Regions from separate parts of the Homo sapiens genome. Here region 2 is linked to region 1. A link is a loop called in an ENCODE intact Hi-C map of the cell type or tissue named here. Cell type or tissue: PC-9. All regions are shown on one strand. Each heading gives the region's core, and the rest is flanking DNA. Links, peaks and the distances in the headings are about the cores only.

The links. A loop is a pair of places that touch in the nucleus more often than their neighbours do. Peaks named below come from ENCODE experiments on the same cell type or tissue, not always from the same donor. Only the 100,000 strongest peaks of a DNase experiment are listed, where the experiment ranks them.
Region 2: it touches region 1 in a loop (8-fold over the local background); 18 of 110 quality-filtered maps call a loop at or near these places.

Annotation. Positions count from the first base shown.
Region 1 is chr20:53,751,060-53,755,453 of GRCh38, reverse strand. No RefSeq gene overlaps it. Among named protein-coding and RNA genes, the nearest start is that of ZNF217, 160 kb to the right of the region's middle. RefSeq lists enhancers at 717-796, 827-876, 4,165-4,394. In PC-9, for the core only: no CTCF peak of the experiment used is centred there; DNase peaks (open chromatin) are centred at 1,863 and 2,183; H3K4me3 peaks cover 1,952 bases; H3K27ac peaks cover 3,639 bases.
Region 2 is chr20:53,837,273-53,841,666 of GRCh38, reverse strand. No RefSeq gene overlaps it. Among named protein-coding and RNA genes, the nearest start is that of BCAS1-AS1, 76 kb to the left of the region's middle. RefSeq lists an enhancer at 1,421-1,991. In PC-9, for the core only: no CTCF peak of the experiment used is centred there; a DNase peak (open chromatin) is centred at 2,016; H3K27ac peaks cover 2,197 bases.

The DNA of each region.
Region 1 (4,394 bases), core at 178-4,177:
TGCACCTGTAATTCCAGCTACTTGGGAGACTGAGGCAGGAGAATCACTTGAACCCAGGAGGCGGAGGTTGTAGTGAGCCAAGATCACACCACTGCATTCCAGCCTGGGCGACAGAGTGAGACTCTGTCTCAAAAAAAAAAAAGAAAAGAAAAGAAATGTGTCCACAGTCACACAACTTTAAATGGCAATTCTTCATTGCACATGTGGGGCATGTGACTTCCCACTGGCATATTAACGTCACATAGAATATCTGTAAGCCCATTTAGACTCAAGTGAGGCATTCTGAAAGCAATTCCCCAGTTTAGTGGTATCCACTCTGTTTATTTCAATACGTGGCTCTCAAGACCATAATTCGAGAAAGATAGTTTATTAAGGACATAGCTTAATGGTACAGTTTATTCAAGCACCAGCATCTTTCCATGCTAAAAACTGAGTGAAGACATAATCCATTGCTAAAAAAACCCCGGTGCCTTTTCTGGGATATGTAGTCCATGGTATTTTTTAATGAGTCTCCAATGGCTACTCTGCCCCCCAATAAACTCCCATGAAGGAGTTTATGACCCAGTCCAAAAACTCTGGCCTGGTTCTATCACATGCTTAATTTTGCCTTCTTGGTGCTTCCTGTGTACCAAGTACTTCATATACAATTCAACCTTTAATCCTCATCACAAGCCTTTGTGTGAGCTCAGCAGCATCATGCCAGTTTTTTAGATGGAGACACAGAGACTCAAAGACATTGAGGATCCTCCCCAAAGTCTCACAACTAGTGTGTGTGGGAGCCACAGCATCACCACAAACAGGAAGTATGGCCCCACACCAGGGCTCCCAGCCAACAGAAAGGAGTCCATTGCATTTTAGCCCTGCCTCCGCTTGCCACGCAGAGCTCTTGAAGATCCCCTTCAACGCCATCAACCCAAAAAGGCAGCTCCTGCCCTGGGCTGTGGAGGGAGATCCTCTTTTTCTAATTAGCACAGAGTTCTCAAATGGGTTTGTGTTGGTGGCAGCCAGCTTAAAATGGAATGAATCCATGCCTAAGGGTATGTTTGCATGTATCACCAAGGCAAGGATGGCGACTGAGTTTTTCTTCCTTACCAGACTTCAATAAGTTTCTTCACCCCTCTATGCCTCAGTTTTCCCAACTATAAGGTGAGGATAATAACAGCATCTACCTCATAGGGCTGATGTGAGCACTAAATGAATTAATACTTGTAAAGCAATGTAAAGCACCTAAAATAGTGCCTGACATATATGTGAGCTGTGATTATTATTATTGTTGTTATTTTTACATCACTTTTGCACATGCTAGAAACCCATTATTTGCTACACACAGACACACACACACACACACACACACACACACACAGAGAGAGAGAGAGAGAGAGAGAGAGAGAGAGACAGAATTCCTAATTTGCATGTTTTGCATTTGGCCCAGGTTACTTTTATTTGTTTTCCCTTAAGCAAAGACCAACAGATCATCAAAAGGCATATCTAGATTCTGCCTTTTGAATTACTGTTGTAATGAAAAGGGACTCAACATTTAGATCAAAGTCTACATTTAAGACAACGTAGTCTAAAAGTTAAGCAGGGTGGGGCGGGGGTGGGGGGAATAAGAACCAATCCCGTTCTTTTGTTTCCTGCTGTGCTGTGTCATAGTTGTTTTCCATTCTCTGATTCAGGCTTCTTTCTGTAAATGAAGGGCACATCCCTGGAATAAACGGAGCCTACGATTGTCTAGAATTATTATCTGTGTCTGCAGAATCACATTGCCACCCACTCGCAGGGATCTAGTACGGTTCTCTAAGACCAACAGCTGCACAACCAGCTCAGGTAATAAACAAAGCAAAAATAGTCAAGTTCCTGGCAAGACTTACAAATGCTTCTGGCACGTACCTGATGACAAAGGCAAAATGAATCCCTTCCCAAAAGTCTTAAGTAAGGATTTGGGGTGCATTGTGCTTAAGTAAGCCTCCTCTCTGGATATTTTATTGAGCTTATCGAGATTTTTTCCATAACTTTTAGTACAAGATGAATCCTGGAGGAGATGCTTGAATACAACCTGCTAGGAACTATACTCGCCCTCACTGAAAGGTTGAGTAAAACAGACTAGGAATCCTAAACTCTCTGACCAATTGTTTACATGCATGAGTTAGCCTTTTATGCATTTTCTCCCGCATCTATAACACGAAGATTGTTTACTCTGACAACCTCCCGGGTTGCTAAGAGAATCGAATAAGAAATAATATGATAATAGTGCTTTGAAAAGGACAGTAACAAAACCTAACGTTTCGATCAAGCTTTCAAAGGACCTTTTCTTTATTTTATTTGATATATAGAAACAAAATGTTTTTTGTTTGAGCCTCATTTAATATGGACATATTCTAAAAGGTGATGGCACACAGACTGTTTCTAACACAATCCTGTAGCCTGAAAGCCCCAGAGACACTGACGAATTTTGCCAACAAGAAGACTATCTTATAAAGTTAAAAATCCCAAACTTAAGAAAATCATTTCCCCCTTGACAAGTCTTAATCAAAATCTGCCCATGCTGGTCATTTATTCTTTCAGCGCATGTGATTGAGATTCCAGTAATTAAGTATGCTCTTCTCCTAAGAAAAGCCTGTTTCAGGTTCATAACCAGGAAAGCTTCTCAACCGGAGGTGTTGCCGGCAGCCACCATTTGTTGAATTACTGGTGTCCCTGCAAGTGGAGATGAGGCAGAAGGGGGGTGCCTGTTCCCAGCTTTACCTACCATCACCACCTTCCTTGGGCTCCTCTTTCTCTTCCTATTTTCTACTTAACCCAATTTATAAGGAATAAGTTAAACAAAAGTAACAAGCAAGTAGTGAAACTTCACTTAAAACAATCTAAAAGCCAGAATGCAACCTGATTGTTTTACAATAGAGTAACCAAAGACCCCAATTTTTTTGCGCACAGTCTCAAGCATCCTCAAGGGCCTAGTGTATCTCTCTTAGGCTCTGGAAGAGGCTGGTTTTTAAACAGGATTGTTTTTCTTTAATATTTAAAGATATTGTTTTATGCTTTCATCTAGTATGATGTGTATTTTAAAGAATAGAATGTAAACAACATTAGTCATTTGGATGTTTCCTATGCTTTAAATACACATACACACATACACACACACACACACACACACACCACCACAGCAGTAAGCTGAAAGAAGAGTTAATAACTTTAATAAAAGTTAAATAAAAGAAGAGTTAATAACTTTAAACAGAGGTCGAGAGAAAGCATCAAACATTTATTTTTTGTTCAACAGGGAAATTTCAATACTGCTTTATGGAGTCTACCTCGTTCCGGGCGGGGTAGAATTCCAGATTGGCTTCCAAACATGATTTCACGAGGAATGCCTCGAACCAGGAAGTTCTTTCATGTTCTGAAGCCTCCTGATTCTTAGAAATTAAAGGGCTTTCTGTTTATTATGTAGTTGTTTGCTTGGGTGTTTGCTTTTGCCAGTTGACTTTATTTATTTTTATTTTAGATTACAGAAGTAAAGGAAAAACACTGTAGTATATATGACTGAAAATAGAAACTCACCCTTCTCTCCCTCTGACATGGCTTTCCCCACCCCCACCCCATTTTTTATTTACTTCCTGTGTTAATGGTAAGAGAGTATTCTTCTCGTCCTTTTTTAAATATTTTTACACATCTAAACACACACACACACGTGCAGATACATGTCCTTTTTTTAAACGTAGAGGAAATCATACAGTATTCACCTTTCTACAACTGTGTTTCAATCAACAATATTGCTTGATGGTCTGTCCTTGGCCAAACCTATAGCCTATCTTATTCCTGAGGCTTTTTTGAAGACTTTTGCTCACTTAAAACCACGTTGATTTTCCACTGCCTTCTAGAGGCAACCTCACCTCCTCTCAAGGAAGCTTTCAAGCACGCAAAGCAGGCTCACTTCCTCTCTTGGCTGGAGGAAATTAGGCCTTCACACTTTCAGAAATAGCATCACTGTACCCCATTGCCTTATTCTGGTCTAAGTATCCAACAGACAAATTATCCTTTTCCTGTTAGCTGTGACTTTGAGTTTTCAGGACCGGAGCAGTTCCTAAAGTCAGAGAGAGAGAACGGTAATCATTTTTTACAGGGAGTGTGTCTTGATGGAGACAGAGGTTTAACCAGTGACAAACTGCTCAGCACAGCCCTGCCTGGCTGGAAAAGCATCTGTTTTCACTCCCTCGCCTGGTTACTAGTGGGTTCTGTCGCCTCATTCATAAAGATGAGATCGCTGAAACAACAGGCAGCCACAAAGCTCCAGGAAATATAACAGCATGCAGCTCCTCTCCAAGGTGTGAGTCTGTGTGTGTGTGGTGTGTGTCCATGCATGTTTCGCACGCACACTTACAGCTGCAGCACGGGGCTTA
Region 2 (4,394 bases), core at 178-4,177, 86 kb before region 1:
CCTGGCCTCAAGCAATCCTCCTACCTTGGCCTCCCAAAGTGCTGGGATTACAGGCATGAGCCACCTCACCCAGCTTTTAAAAAATTTTATTTATCTTTATTATGTTTTAAATTTTTTTAATTTTTTGGTAGAGACACAGAGTCTTGCTATGTTGCCCAGGCTGGTCTCAAACTCCTGGCCTCAAGCAATCCTCCTACCTTGGCCTCCCAAAGTGCTGGGATTACAGGCATGAGCCACCTCAGCCTGCAGGCTATTCCGGACTTTCATATGAATGGAATCATATAGTGTTTGGTGTTTTGTGATTGGTTTCTTTCACTTAACATTTTTTCAAGGTTCATTCATGTTGTAGCATGTATTAATACATTTCTTTTTATGACAATAATATTTCATTGTGTGAATAGATCACATTTTGTTTCTCCATTAATCAGCTAATGGACATTTTTATTGTTTCTACCTTTTAACTATTATGAACAATGTTGCTCTAAACATTTGGGTACAAGTTTTTGTCTGTGGCTTGAATAATTTAACCCTGTGAGACTATGCCCCAGTGCAGTAAGAATCTACATAGAGGGCTAAAAAAATATATCCACACAAATATGATTTTTCCTTAGACATATTTTCAAGCCTACCATCTTTCAAAAAGAAATAATGAGTAAGTTAACTCAGGGCACAATAATTAACAAAGATTTTGAGCTGATCAGTTATGGACAGAGAACATAATGTCTACTTCCACTCAGTAAGTATCACCAAAGAACCCAGAGAGATATGTGACTTTTTAATTGATGGTGCTTAAGTATTCCAAAATGTTATAGAAAAAATATGCATGTGACTCACATGAAATCCATTTCCTCTGTGATGGGTTCTATACATGGGTAAAGGAAAATGAAAGTTGAGTTTGCAATAAATGCACATATATATCTGGAGTCTGACCTGCCTGGCTTCACCATTTTCCAGCTATTTAACCATTAATGCTAGACAGATGGCAGTCCTCCCTCCAAGGCTCAGCTTCTCATCTATAATTGGAGATAATCACAGTCCCTACATTGCATAGTATTGGAAGGATTCTGTGAGCTAGTGCAGGCTCACATAAGGTCTTTGGTTAAAGTTAGCTATTACAAGTAGTAGTACTAGTAGTAGTCATTGTAGTAGTAGTATTTTTTTAGGTGAAGTCTCACTGTGTCACCTAGGCTGGAATGCAATGGCACCATCTTGGCTCACTGCAACCTCCACCTCCTGGGTTCAAGTGATTCTCCCACCTCAGCCTCTCAAGTAGCTGGAAATACAGGCATGCACCACCATGCCCAGCTCATTTTTTTGTATTTTCAATAGAGACAGGGTTTCACTATGTTGGCCAGGCTGGTCTCGAACTCCTGACTTTAGGTGATCCACCCACTTTGGCCTCCCAAAGTTCTGGGATTACAGGCGTGAGCCACAGCGCCTGGCCTAAAGTTAGCTGTTATTATTGGGAATTGAGGGATGTTTCATTAATGGAACCATGGATAGGGTTAATAAGGACTATGAAAACCTAAACATTTAGCAGGAGGGGAGGGTTCGATAGTCCTTAAATCCCCCTCTTTCTGTCTTTTTCTTTTGTTTTCCAGAGGCTGCCTCTTTTGAGAAGAGGGAGAAAAGAAGAAGAAGAGGGAGATAAAAAGAAAATGTTTGTGAAGCAGCCACCAAAAGTTAAAAGAAAAAACTTTATGTCTAAAGGTCAAGTAGTTGGTGGCCACACCTGGGTGAAAGGCAGGGCCAATCCTAGCAGTGAGGTTTCTGGGAGGTGGACGTGGGGACAATGGCTCCCACACAGCCCACTGACTGCATAGCTGGGGAGGCACCATCCTAGCCAGGGTGAGGAGCAGGATGCAGGCTGGACATGCCGAGGTGCAGGCAGCTGCGTCCTCTCAGGCCTCTTGGCAGGAAGGAGATGATATTTTTGCTTCCTCCTGTGGTGGCACCTAGCAGCTGTGGCCTCACTTTTTGTTCGCACAGTGGGAGTGCCCTGCAGTCATGACCTCAGTGGCTTCCTCACTTTCTGGGACCTTTTGCAAAATTCTTGTGGCTTGCCATTTACGAACCTGGTGGCTTCAATGCCTGCAGCACCTTAAAGCCAGATTGCAAAGAGGCAAACTACAGGTGTGTGTCTTGTTCGCACCTGTCTCCCCAGTGACTAGCACAGTGCCTGGCTGCGTTTCTGAAGAAAAAGTGAATGAAGGATGAAAGAGGAGGAAAGCAGGAAGGAAAGAAAAAGGGAAAAAAGAAAAAAAAGGAAGTTTTGTTTTTATTTATTTATTTTTGAGATGGGGTTTTGCTCTTGTTGCCCAGGCTGGAGTGCAATGGCGCAATCTCGGCTCACTGCAACTTCTGCCTCCTGGGTTCAAGTGATTCTCCTGCCTCAGCCTCCCGGGTTCAAGTGATTCTCCTGCCTCAGCCTCCCGAGTAGCTGGGATTACAGGCATGCGCCACCACGCCTGGCTAATTTTTGTATTTTTAGTAGAGACGGGGTTTCTTCATTTTGGTCAGGCTGGTCTCGAACTCCCAATCTCAGGTGATCTGCCCACCTCAGCCTCCCAAAGTGCTGATATTACAGGCATGAGCCACCGCGCCCGGCCCCCCCCTTTTTTTTTTAAGGCGCAGTCTCCATCTGTTGCCCAGGCTGGAGTGCAGTGACATGATCTCAGCTCACTGCAACTTTTGCCTCCCGGGTTCAAGTGATTCTCCTGCCTCGGCCCCCCAAGTAGCTGGGATTACAGGTGCCCACCACCATGCCTGGCTAATTTTTGTATTTTTTTTTAGTGGAGATGGAGTTTCACCATGTTAGCCAGGCTGGTCTCGAACTCCTGATCTCAGGTGATCCACCGGCTTCAGCCTCCCAAAGTGCTGGGAAAAGTTCCTTGGAAGTTGAGATGAAACTCTCTGGAAAAGTTTGCTGTGAAGTATAAGGTAGTGTAAGGATCAAAGGTTACCCTTTTACAACTTCAGCGCTTATAAAATGTACGCGCGCGTGTGTGTGTGTGTGTGTGTGTGTGTGTGTTGTGTAGACAGCATGTTAATTGTCAAAGGTGGAGCCTCTTAAGTCAAACGGACTTCAATTTGAATTCCAGTTCCCCTACTCGCTGGCTTTATGTTCTAACCCAAAGCAAATGCCTTCAGGAAACCTGTTTCCTCATCCATAAAATGGGACTAACAGGAGAATTACTTGAACCTGGGAGGAGGAGGCTGCAGAGAGCCGAGATCGCACCACTGCACTCCAGCCTGGGTGACGGAGAGACTGTCTCAAAAACAAATAAATAAATCAATAAAATTTAAATTTAAAATTAAATTTAAAAAGAAACAAATTGAGCCGGGCACGGTGGCTCATGCCCGTAATCTCAGCACTTTGGGAGGTCTAGGCGGGCAGATCACGAGGTCAGAAGATCAAGACCATCCTGGCCAACATGGTGAAACCCTGTCTCTACTAAAAATACAAAAATTAGCCGGGTGTGGTGGTGGGCGCCTGTAATCCCAGCTACTCGAGAGGCTGAGGCAGGTGAATCGCTTGAACTAGGGAGTCAGAGTCTCAAAAGAAAGAAAGAAAGAAAAAAAAAGAAACAAACAAAACATTTCAGTCCGGAAAGATGCGGTCTGTGGGTACAACACACACTATTTGCATGATAGTTGTACTAAAAGCCCAGACTCAACCATAACACTATATAATCAAGTACTGCACTTGGACTGCCTAAATGTATAAAAATTAAAAATTAAAGAAGAGAAAGAAAACCAAAAAAGACGGAGAAAGAAGGAAAACCAAGAAAGAAGAAAGAAAGGAAAAAGAAAGGAAGGAGGGAGGGAGGGAAGGAAGGAAGGAGGGAGGGAAGGAAGGAAGGAGGGAGGGAGGGAAGGAAGGAAGGAGGGAGGGAAGGAAGGAAGGAGGGAGGGAGGGAAGGAAGGGAAAGCAAGCAAGCAGGGAGGGAGGGAGGGAGAAGAAAAGGAAAGAGAAGAGAAAAGAGAAAAGAAAAGAAAAGAAAAGAAAAAAGAAAAGAGAAAAGAAAAGAAGAGTCAGTCCGCCTGGCCAGGGAGAGGATAAACTAGACTGTTCCCACCCAGGAGAGCTGCCTCTCAGCTGAGCAAGTCAGCCAACACCTTGAGCAGGGCACCCACAGGCCAAAGTGCAAAGCCTGAAAGAGGAGCACTTAGGACAAGTAAAAGGAAGTCATTCTTGTCCCATCAGGGAGCAAGCATTATCCTTGAGCAATGGACAGGTGAATCATTTGTTAATTCATTTAATAAATGGTCGCTGATTACCTGAGCCAGGCAATGTTATAGACACTAGGGTTCAAACAGCAAATCGTCAGGTGTGGTTTCCTCTCACAAGAAGTCCACATCTTTACCTGACAGGCAGCCCACCAGTAAGCAAA